2 separate regions of the Homo sapiens genome follow, and region 2 is linked to region 1. Evidence: read pairs that join two places in POLR2A ChIA-PET (ENCODE). Cell type or tissue: IMR-90. All regions are shown on one strand. Links, peaks and the distances in the headings refer to the core of each region. The heading gives the core; the rest is flanking DNA.

What was found. Peaks named below come from ENCODE experiments on the same cell type or tissue, not always from the same donor. Only the 100,000 strongest peaks of a DNase experiment are listed, where the experiment ranks them.
Region 2: POLR2A ChIA-PET joins it to region 1 with 9 read pairs; 3 of 35 experiments call an interaction of 5 or more read pairs at or near these places.

Annotation. Positions count from the first base shown.
Region 1 is chr7:136,874,286-136,879,677 of GRCh38, reverse strand. The region is part of intron 2 of CHRM2 (cholinergic receptor muscarinic 2); the gene reads right to left. Among named protein-coding and RNA genes, the nearest start is that of CHRM2, 8.3 kb to the right of the region's middle. In IMR-90, for the core only: a CTCF peak has its summit at 5,046 (motif pointing right); a DNase peak (open chromatin) is centred at 5,147; H3K27ac peaks cover 1,267 bases.
Region 2 is chr7:136,935,885-136,941,276 of GRCh38, reverse strand. The region is part of intron 2 of CHRM2 (cholinergic receptor muscarinic 2); the gene reads right to left. All of the region lies in intron 2 of LOC349160 (a long non-coding RNA gene), which reads left to right. It also overlaps the pseudogene KRT8P51. Among named protein-coding and RNA genes, the nearest start is that of MIR490, 35 kb to the right of the region's middle. RefSeq lists an enhancer at 5,072-5,241. In IMR-90, for the core only: no CTCF peak of the experiment used is centred there; no DNase peak of the experiment used is centred there.

The DNA.
Region 1 (5,392 bases), core at 173-5,172:
AGAGGAGTAATTATCACTTTAATTAATTAGGGCCCTGTTACAGCTCCCCTGTGAAAGATAATCCTTGATTAAAAGTGTCAGTATGTAAAAATATTGATGGATATTGAAATGTAAGAGTGTAAAATTTCAATTAATTGTGAAAAAGAAATTAGCTGGTATTATCATTTCCCAATAGACAGTCATGATTTCCAGAAGATATGGGGGCATGCAAATAAATGGTTAGTTAACAATGGACATGTAAACAGGAACAGAATTATTCCAAGCAGGTTTATCCCTTAGGACATCTAGCCTCTTTGGCCTTTTGTTTGTGCATCTGCAATGCAGAAGTTAAGGTTAAGTAATGGCAATTGTTTTGCAGAGGAAGGAAATAGATATAACAGTATGAAATAGAAGGAGATCAAATAATGACATTTTACTGATACTTAATGTTCTCCTAATCAACAGAAATGTTGCAACATATATGTTATATAAACATCAATAAATATTGTATGCCTTGGAAATTTCATACCTGAAAGCCTTGCTGAGACTTTTTCCACCTCTGTGCCTAGAAAGAGCTCCCAGGGAACTACGAAGGCTCAAGCACTTTTAAATTCAAATTATGCTAAGCCAGGAGGTTAGTTGCCAGGAGACAGATTCTAAACTTCACCTAAGACTGATTCCTTTACCATGAAGTCTGTTTTCATGACTTCATTTTCTGAACACTGACTAGAAGTGAGACTTGCTTCTATTTCTTTTTCTTCTCTCTCTCTTTTTCCTTAGCCTTATCAGAATTAGATGCCAAATAATATAGTGAGACATCCTCTGAAAGAACTGCTTGTGGTATAGTAAACCAAAACAAAAAACATTAAAAACTGATCCTTGACCTTAGATGTGGAAATAATGCTGAGCCACATACTCACTCTTAGACCTGGAATAAGTTGTTTAGTGTCAACAAGCCAAGGTTTCAAGATTTAGAAAGAAAAAGGAATAAATTTACCACATCGGGTGGGCATGAGGTATAGAAACAATACATGTAAAGAAATGGCATAGGTTCTAAAATTTGGTAAACACTCAAAAAACAGCAGCTGTCATTTCGTGGTTTTTGTTGCCATTATTATTGTCACAGAAGAGTATCTCACCCCAAATTCTGAAATTTCCCCTGATAAGGATATAACTAGCCATGGAAAATATCCAGTCAGGCTTATTTTAAAATAAAGCAAAACTGAGATTGCTTGTTTACTGTTGAATGATACCCAGTTGCCAGAGAGAATAGAAATTAAACCTATATCATCTACCCTTCCTCCTGCCTTCAGTACCTCCATCCAGCATAGCACAAAGAAAAATAAAGTCTTTATTATTTAGGCTTACATGCGAAGACATAACTGCCTACTCCACTGATAAAATCTCATAGAAAAGTAATTTTGAGGATAAAGCAAGAAAACAGTGGGCATATCTGGGAAACATGCTTTGGCCCTGGGGCTGCTCTTTATCTTCTCCCTAAAATGAAACCAAATGCCCTGATGCTCTCCAAAGAACACAATTAAGTAGAATTTTCTTATCACTTTCTATTTTCATGCTGGTTATGGTAGAAGCTCTTCCCTTTGTAACAGTGCCAAGGAAGGCAGAGTATTAGAAAATCTTCATCGTGTTCAACAATGTAAAACAGGTTGTGAAATGTATTTTTTTCCTCTACCAATCAAATTATTCTGTGCTTATCTTTTATAGAAAGGAAGAAAAATTAGGCTTCAGGTAATTATTTAGCTCACGATCACATTCCTCCTAAAGAGTTCCTTGGTAGTTAATTAAATAAGAAATAAGAAGCTTGTTTTCCAACATGATTCTGTCTTGTTTATTGGCTTGGCATGAATGAGGAGGTGAAGAACAGCTTATTTGCTTTATTCAAACAGAAGAATCATCAGCATGACTAAGGGTGAACAATAACATCAAGAAAAGTCATTATAACTTTCTTATTCCTAGAGGAGGTATCATACCCGCCTGTTACTTGGGATCATCAGAATGCAACAACATTTTGCAACAATGACAGTGAAATGTATCAGCATTAACATTTAAGACAATTCTCTCACTTTCTCTAACTCCTCCACTAGAGTTGGGAGAGAAGAAGAGGAAGAAGTCCAGGTGCTTGATCCAGCTACATTAGTAATAAGAATCTACACAGAACACCAGATAGAAGAATGCAGAGAGGAGCTCTGGAATCATGAAGATATATATGATCTGTGAAGATATTAAACGAATGAAAGGAATTTAAGAAGGAAAAAAATAAGAAATAGAAAAGAAATCAAGTACTTATTTCTTAAGTAGCCGAGACTGATTTAACTCCAAGGACATATTGTATGCAAATGGGACTGTGTCCCATCTAAACACACAGGTATCTAGGTTTCCTCTACATTGAAAGATGTGCTTCTTAATCTATAGCTGTCTTCCTGAACCGTTATTCATTGTTCACACTAGAATTTGCCTAACAAATCAAAAAGTCTCCGGCTACAGCAAAGCTCTCTGTCCGGGCCCTAATGGAAAATACATATAGTACTATTGGCAGCAACATTTTGAGTTGTACATCCTATCTTCTTTCCTCCTTGATGCCTTCTATGTTCCAGTTCATCAATCTGTTATTTAAAATGTAGTCCTGTGATTTCCCACCTCAGTATCATGGAAGGGGCTGGTTAAAAATCTAGATTCCTGTCCCTAATTCCCAGCCTGACTCAATGTCTTTACAAGAGGAATAAAGTGTCTCAGATACTCAACCTGTGAATTAATCTCTTTTAAATGACTTCTTAGAAGATAGTAGTTATTTAAGTAATTCAGAATCTTATCATTTAAAGCACTATACCTGGTGACATGAATATTGACTTTTGAAAAAGTGGGCCCAGTTCTGCCAAGAGGTCAATATTCAAGGATATTTAGGATTCTCAGCCTCAGAAAAGAGAGGTCCTGTTTTTCTGAGCCCAATAAATACAGATAGCTTCAAAAGACTGCCTCGTTACTACAGTTTTTGTTATGTATTTTGCACTAATCTTAAAAATGTAGATCCTCAGTTTTATTGTTGCTGTTACTCATTGTCCATGTGCTGGAAATTTGAACTTAAAATAGCCCTCAGCCTATGAAGTTGCCTACAGTTTCTTTGATACGATAAAATGGAGGGGTACTGTGGGTATCTATGCGGTTGCACACTATGCAATAAAATAATAGTAAAATTATTTTGAAAATAGAAAGTGGTTTTAAAAATTCCACTTAATTGTGTTATTTGGAAACATCAGGGCATTTGGTTTCGTTTTAAAGAGAAGACAGAAATACAAATGTAAGTGTATATTGCCATCATTTATAAAATATGGCCTCTATTCTCACGTCATCTGTATCCCTAACAAGTTCTAGCTGTTACTCTACTACCAGCACCAGATAAAACCATCCAAGTTGCCTAGCATTTTTATAAGTTAACTCCTTTGTAAATAATTTGTTTTTTAAAATAAAAACACCCATGGCTTCGCCTTCCAAAACATGTTGCTATGAATAATAAGGGCTAAAAATGTCATTATTATTATATTGATTAGGTATATAAAAATAACAGGAATATACTGAGCACCTAGTGGGCACCAGGTGGTGCACATGGCTGTGAGAGATTAAATGAGATAGAGGATGCCAAATATTCATTAACTTCATCATATTATATCATACCTTTTCATGAGTATTATTATTAGTTTGAGGAATGGCTAGAGTATAAGTGTGAAGCTTATCATTGCCTGTTAGTATTATAATAATAATAAATTCCACGAAGAGGAGGAAGAGGAGGAGGAGAATAAAGGGGAAATAAATATATTGGCTAGTATTTATTTAGCATGTACACTGTACCAGTCATTACACTAAGCTATGTGCATGGATTCTTTCCTTGTGCAGTTGGAGGATGAAGAAATGCCTGTGAGAAAGATGGCTGGCAAAACAGCTCTATGAGCTATGGAAGCTCTCACATGGGTTTGATCTCAGGGTTTATCCTAGACTGTTGAGAAACACTGAAGAATTTTAAACAGGAGAACGACATGTTCAGATTTGCATTTTAGAAAGGTCACTCTGGCAATGTGAGGAGTAGCTTGTACTAGAGAAAGACTGGAGAGTGGGAGACCGGTTAGAAGCATATGGCTCTGGTGATAGTTCATGTGAGAGGTGCGAAAGGTCTGAAAAGATGCCCGGATGGAAAGAGGGGGATGGATTCCAGGGAAGCCTCTGAGGGAACAGATTTAACCTGGGGTCTGATCAGAGGGCAGCAGTGGAATTTGGAATGAGAAAGAAAGAAGATATGTTTATAGCATATCAACCTCACTTCTAGTTTGCCATGTATTTAGGGATTAATAAAAATGTGCAGCTTGATATTATTATTCACACAATCATGTAAGTAAGAGTAAAACGTCTACGTTTCTCACCTAACAAATACCTCCACTCTTTCTTTCTCACGCGTGTGTGTATGTGTGTATGTATATGTATATATGTATATATATTTTTTTCTTGCTGGAGATATATATATATATATAAAATTCATGTGTGTGTATGTGTGTGTATATATATGTATATATGTGTGTATATATGTATATATGTGTATATATGTATATATGTGTATATATATACACACATACACACACATGCATTTTTTACATATATATATATATATTCAGCAAGAAAAATGTTTCCATTCTAAAGATAGAAGACTTCCATTTAGAAGTCTTAAAGACTTAAATGTGCAGAATATTCTATCAGACTATCCTCCCAGGGATATCTCGGTGGCATCTCTTTTTCTTCCATAAGAACATTTTCATAACAATGTTAAACCTGTAAGGGTATAAATATCCTTCCCACCCCTTTGCCATAACTGTATACATAGTAAACAACATTTGACATGCCCAGACAACAAATGTATTCTACTAATCTCTTTGCTTAAAAACATATTAATTCAAAGTCCTTCTTGCTTAGGTCCAGTTGAATTTTTGTTTGAAATTGAAATTCTCCCTAAGCTTTAAAACGGATGTCCTTGTCCTATCCAATCCAATGTGCTTCCAGTTATTGAACACCAGAGGGCATCATTCAGTGAAAGCTTGGATTTGGGAGGGAAGAGGGGAGAGAGGGGGGGCAGAGAGAGAGGGAGGGCATGGGGGAAGACAGAGAAAAAAAAGAGAGACAGAAGGAATTCCATTACTAATGAAAGAAAATGAGAAAACTGAGTTTTTAGTGTGTACCCTTATCTACCATGAAACATTACCATGGTAACAGCACCAGTTAAGATGATTGTATATTTAGGTCATAGTATAAAAGAAGGAGCTAGAACATGTGAAGAAAAAAAAAGAGAAATAAATAAAGTAAGACAAAGATATATAAAGAGTGGAAAGAGGCAAACCAACTGGAACCTACCTCA
Region 2 (5,392 bases), core at 338-5,337, 61 kb before region 1:
TCATGAAAGATTTTGCATGCCAAGTTAAGGTATCTGGACTTTGTCCTGCATACCATGGAAGAAGCACTGAAGAGTTTTAAGCTAGAGGCTGATATAACAGCGGTAGTATTTTTGGAAAATTAATCTCATAACAGGATGCAGGATGAATTGTACTAAGAAAAGCTTAGTGGTATGAAGTTCAGATAAGAGGTTAATGCAGTAAACCCAGGCCTCAGCAGATAAGGGGATGAACTAGGACCCTGTTCTAGAATCTTTATGTAGGACTGCATTATTAGCTGGGCAAGGTCAGGCCCCTGTTGTACTTGACAGTCCTTCAAATGTTAGGAGACAGTATGCTTTTACTTGGTCACTGCTCTTCCAAGATAAATGTCCCCAGTTGTGACAGCTGATCCTCAAATAAGCATTACTTAATAGGTAAAGGTATTTCAAAGCCAAGAAAACACCTATACTTAATTGGTTGTGTTATATAACCTATCTAATTCACAGTTTCTTCATATGCAAAAGGAAAATAATAGTACCTAACACCCAGAATTTTTGAAAGGATTAAATACAAATGCTTTTGTTCGTGGTTTGGAGCTTAATCAATGTTCAATAAACAGCAATATATATTATTTTTATGCATCCTACTTACCTTGTCTGTTACTATTTCAGGTTGGAAGTGCTTTTTCTTAGTTTGTGATTCAGAATTAATATTGACAGTTCTACTGGCCACTGACTTTGGGCCATGTCTCATTTTGAGCATTTGGCTATGCTCTTAAATCTCAATAACTCAGTAAGTTATGTACTACTATTGACTCCATTCTACAGTCAAAGACATAAGGTACAAGATGATTGAGTAACTTTCCAAAGTCACACAACTAGAAGACAATCACAAAGGCAGTATTTAACAGGCAAGCAAATTCCAGAGTCTATGTCTTTAATCACTACAGAAGGCTTCCTCTCTGATCTGTTCAACGCGAGTATACTGTACTGCTTCAAATACGGGCAGCTGTCGAAGATTGTATCCATGGCTTTACAGCATCTGAATCACACCACTGATATATCAATTTTACTGTGGCATGAAGTGCTTCTTTCACACAAACTGCTATATTCTTTTCTTGTTTAGTTTGTTGTTTGAAACTTAGCAGGTAATGTACTTGTTAACTTAAATACCACTTAGTTTTGGCTCATTATTTAAACCTACTGATGTTGCTTACATTTATGATTCTAAATTTTAAAACTATCCTGTTCAGCTCTTCTTATCCACAAATATATTGCTTTTTATTAGGATTTCATCAGAATCATTAGGAAATGTATTACAAAGCTGAAGAACCCAGTACAGAATAAAATCGTACCTAGTAAGCTGTTCCTAGACTAAAATTGTTATACAATCAATATTCACTGGATATAATTGTTTAACTGGCAATGAATTTATATAGATAAATCCTCTTGCATTTCACAATATTTAATTTTCATTACAAGCATACTTGCTCCTGTGAAGCTTCATCAAATGTCCATTTTTATGTACTGAAATGTGTGCTTTATTCTATCCACTCTATTAGCTTTGTGACTTTTCCTTAATTTATTTAATTTTCATAAAGCTCTGTCTCTTCACTTGAAAAACAGAGTAAGTCCCACTATACTTATTTTAATTATTTTTTGTTAGAGCCAAATTAAAGAACATCTAAAATTATTAACTTGACATCCCAACCCAGAATCTTATTGTAAAGAGGAAAGTAATAACATATACATAGAATGCTAACATATAAAAAGTCCTTTTGTGTATTTTTTTTAATTCTTTACTCTTTGCAACCACCCATTAGTTGGGCAGAGTAAATAATATTATCCTTACTTTGCAGAAAAAGAAACACTGACGCTTAAGAGGTTAATTTCCCAAATCCCAAAAGGGGCATTAGAACTGGAACTTGAGCTCAAGTCTGTTAATCTCAAGTGCATATTACTGCTGTTAAAACCAGTAAAGCCCTGAATGAAATTTCAAGTTAAATAGCTCCACACCTGTGTAAGCCTAGGAAAGGAGACATAAAATAGTAATTATTTCCAAATCAAAACAAAACTACTTCTCTTAGAGGGAAAAGAGGTGATTGATATTACCTTGGAAGGAGCATCTGTGGCAGTTTCCCTTCTGCTACTGCTTCCTCATGGGGACAAGTAGGTTGATGTCTGCATGGCCCAGTGGAACAGAAATTAGCACATAACTTCTGAATGAAGTTATGAAAGGAGACTAGCAAAGGTTTCCTACACTAAAGTAATCTCTAGTTATCCTGCCTCTTAGAATTGGAATTATATTAATGTTTGATGGCTACACAAGCACTCTTTTTTTTTTTTTTTTTTTTTTTTTTTTTTTTTTTTTTTTTTTTTTTTGGCAGAGCTAGCTGAAGTTTTATTTTGGACCAAAAAAAAAGCAACTTTGTAGCTGGAGGCATCGGCAAGGGGGGTCCCCAGGTAGTAAACTCCCCTGCGGGTGGGCTGAGGGCTAGGGCTGAGCTTCAGGTGGGTCTCCTGTTCCCAGTGCTACACTGCATGGCGGCCTCCCTCCCAGGCTCTGGGGCAGCGCAGGAGGGGTACAGTCCTACAAGGTGTCCACCTCTGGCCCCTGGGCCTTCAGCAGCCGCTCCTGCACGAGTGGGCCCTGTGCCCGCATGAGCTCCTCGAGCTTCTCCCGAGTGGACAGCAGCAGCTTTCGGGGTGGCCTGGGCAGCGGCTATGGTGGGGCCAGCGGCATGGGAGGGATCACTGCAGTCACGGTCAATCAACCAGAGCCTGCTGAGCCCCCTTATCCTAGAGGTGAACCCCAACATCCAGGCCGTGCGCATCCAGGGGAAGGAGCAGATCAAGACCCTCAACAAGAAGTTTGCCTCCTTCATAGACAAGGTACGGTTCCTGGAGCAGCAGAACAAGATGCTGGAGACCAAGTGGAGCCTCCTGCAGCAGCAGACGACGACTCGGAGCAACATGGACAACATGTTCGAGAGCTACATCAACAACCTTAGGCGGCAGCTGAAGCACTCTTCTTTTAAAAGTTTCTGAAGCCATTAGCTAAAGATTCAGTAACAAAGGTACCCTGAGTGAGAAGTAACCTGCTGTGCGATGGACTCTTCCAGAAGAGTGGGCAGAGATAGTATTCAGATCCTGACAAGAAGAGGAGACAAGTGCCAGGTCACATAACTTCATCTCCCCTAGCTGACCAATTCCCAACTCCAGAAATGCCTGCCCTCTCTCATACACCATTACGTTCAGTGATTCAGTTACTTTCAGAGTCCTGTCTGTGCCAGTGTGGTTGCGCTTGCTATCAGCAAAGCCATCAGGCTTCATTGCTCTTTTTTTCTGATACAAACCCTCAATTAGGACCAACCACAGGAGACCCTCTTCCACTAACTCATGCAAAAAATGTCATCATGGACTGTGTGTTTGGTGGTGAAAGAAAATTTGAGTTCTGTTTCCCCTTTCTAAGTGATATGTAATGGTCACGTTCGGTGTCAAAAGCGTGGAAATCTCAAGATGTGATTCTCTATTTTTTTCAAATCTATCTCATATATTTATGTCAATCACAAGAAAATTCTTTATATTTCTCCAGTTGGATAAGTGCACAAGGCTTATTTTCTCATCAACTTACTTGAAAACCTAATTATACTGAACCAGATGTTGTGTTTAACACCAGTAGATGTGACAAGCAGTCGGTTTTTTACAGTGACACAAATATCAATTCAAACTGCTCTGACTCTACTGTGGGAGCTGGATTCTAATGTGATTACAGTCATTGCCTCATATCTTATTTTTAGTTAAATAAAAAAGGGCGATCAAGTGTTGAATGTGCTATAATATACTGAATCTACATGCAATATAGATCTGAGAAAAATAATTAATATTCAAAAAAAACTGAGGAAAAAATAATTTGCATATTAGAATCATTAAATTCTGAAATTAATTCTTACATTCAGTTTGACTTCTTGTTTAAATATAATAATTAGAGTGAGGAAAAAGGAATTTTTGTCAGAGCCCAAATTCTAACTTTGGCTGTTATTCTAACTGTCCTGAACCTGTGTGTTTAAGTCACCAGGAAGGATAACTTAATTTATGCGGCTATTGAAAGCGATGTCATTCTTCCTGTAGATCCCTGAGTAAATCAGAAAAATTATTGAAAACTACCTATTTTTATTCCAGTCAAATTCTCTGTCTTTGGGGCTAGAGACACTCAGATATATTAGTATTCAGCATGTAATGAAGTACAATGTACTCCTAGTTTAAATCACTTTGCTTATAAGAAACTCTATTCATGTTGACTAGTTTGATACAAATGGTTTGATCTTAAGATTTGAAGGCATGGATGACCTTGGTCTGTCTAAAATTCAGCAGATTATTGGAGAACAATAACACAAAGTCTCCAGCTATATCGAGACATCTTAATTTAGAGTCTTTTCAACTAGTGAAGAAAGCAAGTAGAAACATAGAAGGGTAATATAGAAGAAAATTCTAAATGTATTAGAACCTATTAAAATGTTGAAAATATTTGAAAATTATAATTGATTTTGTTTCTGATTACAAAGTAGCACAAGGTAATTAAAGAAAATTTAGAAAATTGGGAGAAGCAAAAACAAAGAAAATGATACTTGTACTTAAGGTCTGTATTACTTTAGTTCTTTATTTCTAAGCATATACAAAACTCAGACAGAGACATGTACATGCACACAGACTCAAACATGGAGTTGGATCTTAAACAATTTATCTGTGACTGATCTGTGATCTGCTGTGATGGATTTATAGTTTCAATCATGTCATTCATTTTAAGACAATTTTTACATTAGTCATTTAACAGACCATTTAGGTGTCTATTAGTCATCTATTCTACCTAGCTACAGTACAATGTGTTGTGACGTTTGTAGTTTTTACCCTTTGTTCCTGAATTTGGGAAATTCAGAGATCAAGGGGAATTTAAAATATTCCTTTTGCTCCATGTGTCTTGATTTGAGTATTTATATATTTTAATCTAAAGTATATCAGAGGCAAAGGCTTTATCCAGACCAGTAACATTAGCGGTGAACCACTTGCTTGATGTTAGGAGAGAACATGGCATTGGAAAACTACATTATTTCATGTATGTTGGTACTTTAGACAATTATTTTGTATCTTGTGCTAGAGTGATGATGAAAAATATCTCCGCTACCCAAACATAGATTGGGTAGATTCAAGTTTTTGAATCTTAAAAATAAATTTTAACAAGAGTTCCAAATGAGATAATCAGTGTGAAGCTGCAATATACATTTAAATTAAACACCACTTTCCCAAAGGTAGAGGAAGGGTTATATCATTGGTAAGGCAGTGACAATGGGAGGAACTGTAGTGTATTTTTAATGTAAGTATCACTGACAGTTAATGGTAGAGGTTCTGACTTTGG